Linked DNA regions of Homo sapiens: all the other regions are linked to region 3. The links are chromatin contacts, found by Hi-C or POLR2A ChIA-PET in ENCODE. All regions are on one chromosome and are shown on one strand. Each heading gives the region's core, a stretch centred on a gene start or an enhancer-like site at or near the end of the contact. The rest is flanking DNA. Distances are from core to core; before and after follow the strand shown. Region 1 overlaps SCARB1 (scavenger receptor class B member 1). Region 2 has its middle 59 kb from the start of NCOR2. Region 3 has its middle 120 kb from the start of SCARB1.

The links. A loop is a pair of places that touch in the nucleus more often than their neighbours do. ChIA-PET counts read pairs that join two places held with the same protein, here RNA polymerase II (POLR2A). Pooled maps may share reads with other maps.
Region 1: a pooled map shows a loop between it and region 3 (2.5-fold over the local background). The contact joins two enhancer-like sites. A Hi-C loop is called at or near these places in 1 of 50 pooled maps. POLR2A ChIA-PET finds 5 or more read pairs at or near these places in 2 of 52 experiments (H1 and Panc1).
Region 2: a loop to region 3 is called in a map of endothelial cell of umbilical vein, with 4 times the contacts of the local background. The contact joins two enhancer-like sites. A Hi-C loop is called at or near these places in 9 of 168 maps with a recorded cell type or tissue (Caco-2, MCF 10A, aorta and 6 more), 1 of 37 single-sample maps with no recorded cell type and 7 of 50 pooled maps. POLR2A ChIA-PET finds 5 or more read pairs at or near these places in 4 of 52 experiments (MCF 10A, RWPE1, activated B cell and 1 more).

The regions. Positions count from the first base shown.
Region 1 is chr12:124,827,513-124,830,341 of GRCh38, reverse strand. The region is part of intron 1 of SCARB1 (scavenger receptor class B member 1); the gene reads left to right. Among named protein-coding and RNA genes, the nearest start is that of SCARB1, 35 kb to the left of the region's middle. RefSeq lists an enhancer at 2,046-2,225. Within about 2 kb of position 1,566, at least 11 of the 41 ENCODE cell types and tissues checked have a DNase peak (open chromatin) inside an H3K27ac peak, as active enhancers do; they include Panc1, where a contact is called at or near this core.
Region 2 is chr12:124,625,049-124,627,814 of GRCh38, reverse strand. No RefSeq gene overlaps it. Among named protein-coding and RNA genes, the nearest start is that of NCOR2, 59 kb to the right of the region's middle. Within about 2 kb of position 1,379, at least 26 of the 41 ENCODE cell types and tissues checked have a DNase peak (open chromatin) inside an H3K27ac peak, as active enhancers do; they include ascending aorta, endothelial cell of umbilical vein, heart left ventricle and 2 more, where a contact is called at or near this core.
Region 3 is chr12:124,744,800-124,747,563 of GRCh38, reverse strand. No RefSeq gene overlaps it. Among named protein-coding and RNA genes, the nearest start is that of SCARB1, 120 kb to the left of the region's middle. RefSeq lists an enhancer at 2,583-2,632. Within about 2 kb of position 1,368, at least 33 of the 41 ENCODE cell types and tissues checked have a DNase peak (open chromatin) inside an H3K27ac peak, as active enhancers do; they include Panc1, ascending aorta, endothelial cell of umbilical vein and 3 more, where a contact is called at or near this core.

The DNA.
Region 1 (2,829 bases), core at 317-2,816, 83 kb before region 3:
ACAAATACTGGGGGTGGGATTGCTATATTGTAGGGTGAACGTCCAGCTTTGGTAGAAAAAGTATATTCCACAGTGACTGCACTAATGCACTTCCACCAGCAATGTGTGAGCACTCTGGCTGCTCCACATCCTCACCAGCACTTGTTATTGTCAGTCTTTTTCATTGTAGCCATTCTGGTGTATGGCATGGGATCTCACTGTGAGTCCAGTGGACATTTCTCTGATGACTAAGCCACCCAGGGCTGGTGGGTGGCTCCAGGAAGTCACAGGAATCCTTTCTCCTATCTCCTATTCTGCTCCGCCCTTCTTCATGTGTGGCTTTCATTCTTAAGGGTGCCTCATGATCCAAGATGGCTGCTCTAGCTCCATCCATTGTGACTGAATTCCGGGCAGCAGGAAGGGGGACTTATCAACAACTACATAGAAATTTCAGATATTGATAATGTCAGGGAGATAAAACAGGGTGATGAATATAATGTGATGGGGGAAGGGCTGCTTTAGGAAGAATGGTATTTTCATCCATTTTGTTCACTATTGAAGTGCCCAGGCCTAGAGCAGAGCCTGCCATACAGTGGGGCTCAATAGAGATGGTTAAGGGATTGAAAATTGCTCAGGGAAGGTCTCACGGAGAAAGTGACTTTAGACTTGAGAAGTGAGGGGCTCACTTTTGTGGGCATCAGGGGAAAGATTGCCCCTGGAGGAGCAAAGAGTCAGTGCAAAGGCCCTGTGGCAGAAACTTGCCTGGTGGCTCAGGAGCACAGCAAGGCCAGTGTGGCTGGAGCAGAGTGAGCGAGGCAGATAGGAATGGGGGAGGAGACTGGAGTGACTATAGGGAGCTGGGTTGTGCAAGACCTCATAGGTCACTGTCAGGAATTTAGATTCTATTCTGAGATAAATAGGGAGGCATGGGGGAGGTTTGAGCAGAATGACATGCTCTGACTTTAATCTTAAAAGGATAACTTGGATTCTGTGGGGAGAACGGGGCGGGGGGCAAGAGCAGAGGCAGGAAAACAGCGGGGAAACTACGGCACCCATCCATACAAGCCAGGATGGGGGCCAGGATGGTGTTGGAGAGAAGTGGATGGATTTGAGGCATGCTTTAAAGCGAGAGCAGCCCAGCCTTGCTGATGGAGGGTGCTAGGTGGGAGGAAAATGGAGGACTCAGGAATGACTCAACCTCTTCGCTTAAGCAACTTACAAGCGTGGGTTTCTTGTAAAAACCTTTTATTTTAGTCTTCTTACCTTAGTCCTTTAAAAATCAAAAGAAGTTGGAACATGAGCCAAGGGTGTGGTGTTCCCAAGTCCCAGATTGGATTAGCCTGTGTCGTAGTTGTTCCTGCATCTTAAGGCCCCATGGAGCTGGGGATGCCTGGAGCCCTGGGATTGAGAGTGTAGTCAGCCACTGACTGCTGGTCCAGAGTGGGCAGGGCCTGGCCTTGTCCCAGAACTAGGCTTCGTCTGGGCAAATTGGCTTCTTGGCTCATTTGGTCAGAGGTGTGTTTCTTGGAAGCCTGTTTTCTCTTCTCATAGGAGGAGGAATTAGACCTTGCAATTCAGTGGCCAGGTCAAGTTAATGATTCATTTGTGAAGCTCCCGTGCAAGGAGCCCAGCGGGGATGGCCTAGGAGAGAAGCGTGAGGGCACAGGCCTAGACGTGGATACGGAGCCTGGGGCTCTGTCTCTCCCTGCTCCTGTGACCTTGGTCAGGCATTTGGCTTTGGAGCCTCAGTGTCTGCTTCGATGAGATGAGCCATTGAGAATTTAAGAGGTGAAGTAGGTGGAAGTGTTTCGCTACCTGAACAGGGCCGGGCAGATCGTCCAGACGATTCTGCTCCCCTGGTGTCTGAGGGCAGGGGCGTCTCAGGGCAGGGGCCCCATCGTGTTCATCCCTGTGTCTTTAAATTCCTAGCATAGCATCTAGCATGGGGCGGATGATTGTACAGGGCATGAACTGCAATCCCAATGAGGTCAGAGCAGCCTCACTGTAGGCCGAGGTCGTTCCAGTGGGCTTCATGGAGGAGGTGGCACCTGGGCGAGCGGGGTGTTAGGTTTGGAGGTCAGGGGCCTCTCCAGGTGCAGGGGAGAGTGCTGTGGGTGGTAGGAAGAGAATGCTAAAAATTAATGTCTATGAAATCTTCATCTCATCCATCACACATTTACCGAGTTGTTGCCCCGGCCTAAACAGGCGGTACTCTCTGTGTATTTAAAAAAAAAAAAATCCCTTCTTAAGTATGAGCTGTTTAAAACACACAAAGGAGGACTAGCGTTACCACCCGCTAGACATTTCCACGTTGATTATATGGTTTCAGGTCTCACTTTTGCTCATTCACCCAGAAAATATTTACAGAGCTCCTGCAAGGTGCCAAGAGCTGTCCCAGGCCCTGAGGACAGACACATCGCCAAACAAAGCAGCTGAGGATCTTGCCCTTGTGGGTTTATGGCCAGGCAGGTGATACAGATGGACAGCAATAAACCTGATAAGCTAATTATACCGTGTGCTCGAAGGCCACAAGCAGCATGGAAACAACACGGCAGGTCGGGAGGTCAGGAGTTTTAGGGGCAGGTTGGATGAGCCTTCTGAGAAGGGGGCATGTAAGCAGAGATTCGAAGGGGTGAGGGATTTGACCACGTGTTTAGGAGGAAGCAGTGGGTGCAAAGGCCCTGGGGCAGGAGCGTGGCCTCTTGGACAGGATAGCAAGGAGGCTGTGGGGCTGGGCTGAGTAACAGACAGTGGTTGTGGAATGAGACCACCGCTTCTGCTGTTGTCCTTCCCAGCTTCTCCCCAGCCTCCCCTTTTCCCTAGTTTATAAGACAGGAGAAAAGGGAGAAA
Region 2 (2,766 bases), core at 130-2,629, 120 kb after region 3:
TAGTAGAGAAGGGGTTTCACTATGTTGGTCAAGCAGGTTTCGAACTCCTGACCTCGTGATCTGCCCGCCTCGGCCTCCCAAAGTGCTGGGATTACAGGTGTGAGCCACTGCGCCCGGCCGGTACGGTTCTTAAAACCTATAGAACCCTACAACTCCAAGAGTGACCCCCAATGTAAACTAGGGACTATAGTTCATAGTGCTGTGTCAATATTGATTCCTTAATTGTAACAAGTGTACCACACGAATGCAAGATATGAATAACAGGGGAAACTGTGTACCGGGTTGGGGGGGTGGGAATTGAGTGTGTGTGCATGTGGAATTCTCTATACTGTCTACTCAATTTTTCTGTAAACAAAAAACTGTATTTTAAAAAGTCTATTTATTATTTTTTAAAATACAAAAACAAAAGTAAAAACCATTCTTGGCCTGCAGGTCCTACAAACCAGGCAACAGGCCAGATCTGGCCCCGGGAGGCCTGTATTTTGCTGAGCCCTGTGCAAAGGGAAGGAAGCCAGGCCTAGAGAGTTCACAGCACAGGATTCCATCAAGAGCAAACTCCTGAAAAGACAAAGCACCCCTCACATTGTCAGGCCAATCGATTGGCTGGGAAAGCAGCTTTGGGATGAGGGAAGAGTCCTCTGTGTCGATGGGGGTGATGGCTGCATGATACAGTTTCATCAGAAGTCCCATGGCTGGGTGCGGTGGCTCATGCCTGTGATTTCAATGCCTTGGGAGCCTGAGGTGGGAGGATTGCGTTAGCCCAAAAGTTTGAGACCAGCCTGGGCAACACAGCAAGATCCCATCTCTAAAAAAAAAAAAAATTTAAATTAGCTGAGTATGGTGGTGCACATCTGCACTGCCAGCTGCTTGGGAGGCTGGGAGGCTGAGGCGGGAGGATTGCTTTAGCTGAGGCGTTCGAGGCTGCAGTGAGTTATGATGGTGTCACTGTACTCCAGCCTGGGCCACAGCGTGAGACCCTGTCTCTAAAAACATATGTACTTAAGATTTTTAAAAAAGTCTTTGAATTGTATATTTAAAATGTCTACACTTCATTAAAACATGTCACAGGCTCCCACCCAACCCCCTACCCTGCTCCCGCCGACCAATTGTCAGCTTCTGGAGGTCCTGAGGTGAGGGCTCTGCCTGTGCCTTCCAGAGGAGAACAGAGGAGAGCTGTGTGCCCATCTACTGAGTGCATGAAATGAAATGAAGCCAGCAGGGCGGGGTGGATGGAACGGGGCTGGACCAGGCTCCCCCAGAGATTTCTGAGCTGGAACTTGCTGGATGAGTCAGGCACGTCAGGAGCAGAAGAGGAAAGGGCCAGGGCAAAGGCTGGGCTGGAGGAAAGGGCTGTGGCTTTGAGGAAGCAGCTGGGTGTGCCCCGGGGTGGGAAGGTCAGCGGGGCCTGGGCCCCTGGGGGTGGGGCCGTGTGTGGTCACAGACCTATTGTATTTAGTATCCACCCTGCAGGCTGGCTCTTACCCGCTGGCTGCTCGAGGTGGTGGCCTCTGGCCCTTGGGGGGTGCCGAGGTCGGAGGGAGCAGCCTCCAAGTCCAGGAGACAGGCTTTGGGGCAACCTGACCCCAGTGAAGGACTTGTCCCCACCCATCCCAGAGGAGGAGGAGTGTGGAGGGCAGAAGTTTGCCAACCGAGGCAAGAGCGGGTTCAGAAGCTTTCTGTAAAGGAGGGCATTTGGATGACGTGTGGATTTCCTATTGCTGCTGAACAAATCACCACAAACATAGAGGCTTAAAGCAACACAATATTGTTATCTCCCCGTTCTGGAGGGCAGAAGGTCCCAGTGGAGCTTATGGAGATGAGGTCAGGGCACTGGCAGGGCTGGTTCCTTCTGGAGGGTCCAGAGGAGGCTTCATTCCTTTCCTCTTGCAACTTCTAGAGGCTGCCACACTCCTTGGCTGGTGGCGGAATTGCCCTGACCTCTGTTTCCACCATCTCTTCTTCTTCTCTTCCACCTTCTCCTACTCTAACCCTCCTGCCTCCCTCTTATAAGATCTTTGCGATGACAATGGGCCCCTTGATCATCCAAGATAATCTCCCTATCGCAAAATCCATAACTTCATCCCCTCTGCAGGAGCCCCTTCACCATGGATTGAATTGTATTTCCCACCCCAAACTCACATCCTAAAGCTCTCACGCCCCAGTATCTCACAATGGGACTGTATTCGAGGACCGAGTCTCTAAAGAGGTGATTAGGTTAAAATGGGTTCGTTAGGTTGAGCCCTAATCCAATAGGCCTGGTGTCCTTTTTTTTTTTTTGAGTCAAGGTCTCACTCCATGGCCCAGCCTGGAGTGCAGTGGCACCATCAGAACTCACTGCAGCCTTGAACTCCTGGGTTCAAGCAATCCTCCTACCTCAGCCTCCTGAATAGCTGGGGACTATAAGCACACACTACCACATCTAATTTTAAAAAAAAATTTAAAGAGATGGGATCTTGCTATGTTATCCAGGCTAGTCTTGAACTTTTGGGCTCAAGTGATCCTCCCACTTCAGCCTCCCAAAGTGCTGGGATTACAGGCATGTGCCATCATGCCCTGCTTTGATGTCCTTATAAGAAGAGGAGATTAGGGCATGGCCATACCCAGAAAAGCCCGTGTGAAGACACAGGGAGAAGACAGCCATCTGCAAGCCAAGGAGAGAGGCCTTGGAGTGAACCAACCCTGCTGACACCTTGATCTTAGACCTCTAGACTCAGAAGGCGTTTCGGTTGTTTAGCATTCCCCGCCTGCTCTAACCCCAACCCCTGT
Region 3 (2,764 bases), core at 119-2,618:
GGTCATGAAAGAACTCATGTGGACCATTACTACCATGTGCAGGTTTATTCATCAAGAGGGGAGTGAGGGCCCCGCTGCTGTCCACAAATAAGCTGTGGCCTCTGCTGTCTGTTGCCTCCGCTTTTCTCAGACGCCTCTGCCTCTGGGAATTAGGGGTAGTTGCTAAGATCTATTGAACAGTTGCTGTGTGCCAAGTCTGTTAGCTTAAGCTCTCACGCTGGTGCCTCTGAAGTCCCCTTTTACAGATGTGGAGACTGAGTCTGGGAGGTTCAGTGATTGCCCAAGGTGTGGAGGGGCTTGGGGTTGGAGCCCCAGGTGCACATCTGTCCACACAGGCCCTTTGCGGGGCTGAAGCAGGATTACTCTGAACATCCAAGTCAAGGCCACCCCGGGATTTCATCCAACAACGAAAGCCAAGTTCAAGGTGTCTTGGTTTCTTCTGAAATTGCCCTAACCTTACCTGTTAAAGGCCTGGCTGACTTGTGCTGTTCTTTTTCTTGAAGAAGTCCCCAAAAGATGAAATCACAAAGTCCAGAGCGGTGAAGACATTGCCCAAGACCCACAGCAGAGGCAGGATTCAAACCTGGCTCCCCTCCTCCAGGAAGTCCTCCAAGCCTGCTGCAGTTCCCCAACTCCCACAGAACTCAGGGGCTTAGGGACATGTCAGCAGAGCCTGTTTGCTTTCTAACCCAACACTACGGGTCGCCAGCCCCTCATAGGCAGAGCTCAGACCTTTGACTTTTCTGTATGTTCCTCCTCTCACCTCTCTGATCCTCTCCTGTCAGGTCAGTGTGAGCTGGGCGCACATGAGGCATCCAACAGGCCCTTTGCGTGTGAGTGGGCAGTGCAGTGAGGCAGCCTGCGGCTCAGGCATGGGGCCCCCTGAGCATTTACCCTTGTCTCCCCCACTTCAAATTGTTCGGGAACAGAGACACCCAACTCTGCGAATTACACTGAAACCAGGAAGGTCCCACTCACTCCCTAAAAGAATAAATCAAATGACAGCTAACAGCGACCAAACCCTTTCTATGTGCTCTGCACTCTGCCTGGAGGAGTATGTTTAACACGCAAGAGGGCCTCTCTATCATTACTATCCTCCCCATTTTAGAGAAGGAAACAGGCACAGAGAGGCTGAGTGACTGGCTCAAGGTCACACAGCTAAAAAGAGAGGGAGCCAGGATGTGAGTCCTCCTTGGGGTGGAAAGCCTCCAGCGAGGGCTGTGGTTTTGGCTTCCCATGGGGGAGGCTGGGGAACGAGGCCAGGAGGCCCCTGAGGCTGATTCTGGGTCTCTGTCACGTGGTTTCTCTTGGGTCAGCCAGCGGGGGTGGGCAGCTCTGAATGCAGGCTCAGCCCAGGCCAAGGAATGTCGCAGCGGCTGTGGCTCAGCGGGCCAGCCAGAGCGGAGGCTGGGGGAGGGAGTGGCGTCTTGGCAGCCGTGACAAATAGAAAACAGATTGTGTTTCCCTTTGCTTCCACCCCCAGCCGGGGGAGGGGATGTGCCGGAACCCAATTACCCACTTACAATGGATGCTCTATTGTGGAACGGGAGGCAAGGTCGGGGCAGGGGGAGCAGGCCCTGCCCGGGGCGCGGTGTCCCTGGCACGGCCCCGTTGCTCGCCCGCCCTGGCTGACCTCCCTTCCTCCTGACTCTGCTGCCAGCCCCGCCGCCCCCTCTCCTAGCTCACAAAGACCCAGCGCCCTTTCCAAAACTGGGTCTTCCTTCCAGGCAGCCTTGATTCTCGCTGTGGAGCCGCAAGGACTGTGGATCCTTGTCTGAGCACTAAAGTCCAGCAAAGGTTTCTGTCATTCCTTCCTTCCTTCATTCATTCTTTCACTCATTCATTCCTCCCCCACCAGCCCCCTAATCTCTCTCCTCTCTCTATCTTGTTAATGATCTGGAAATATTTGAGCATCCAGGCAGCTTGGTTCCCATCGAGATCCACTCATTGATTCACTAAATATTTACTAAGCACCCACTATGTGCAGGCACTAAGAATCTGTTCATTTACCACTGTTTGTGGAGTACCTACTGTGCGTGAGGCCCTAGACAGACTTGCATTCACTTAGCAGGTATTTGTGGAGCATCCACAGAGATACATGTTTGTCCAGTATTTGTGGAGCGCGTACTATACGCCAGGGAGTCATTCATTCATTTACCAAGCGTTGGGGGGGGCACCTACTACGCTCTGGGTGTTGGGGTGCCACAGTGAACAGGACAGACATGGTCTCTGCCCTCAGGCATCTTATGGTCCAGTGGGCAGGGGCAGACTCTTAACAACAATTTGATGTGCTGTGCATTTATTGCACACCAACTGTGTGCAGGCTTCTTGGAGGGCAGGATTAGAGATGCACGCTGGTCAATGTGAACAGCCTGAGCATGAATCAGACCTAGATTGGGACTGGGGTGCCGACTGCATCACCAAAGAAGGAGACTGACTTCACCTCCAAGACCTCAGTTTACTCAGCTGTAAAATGGGTGGTGGTGAGACTTAGCCAAGGGGCCTGGGAAATAGGAGTTTGCTTCTGTTGGGGACAGCTGTTGCTTTTACCAACTCAGCATCTGTTCCTCCTGGTAATGGCGCCCCGGATCTCGTTGAGGAAAACAGCTTTCTTCTTTTCTCTCATCATCTGTAGTTCAGGTGGGGCTGACCCCGCCTCCCTGGCTCCTGGAGGAGCACATGACCAAGGCTTGGCCAATCAGGTCATCCCATCCTCTGACAGCAGTCATTGGTCCAAAGGAGGGTCACATGATGTAGTCGGGTA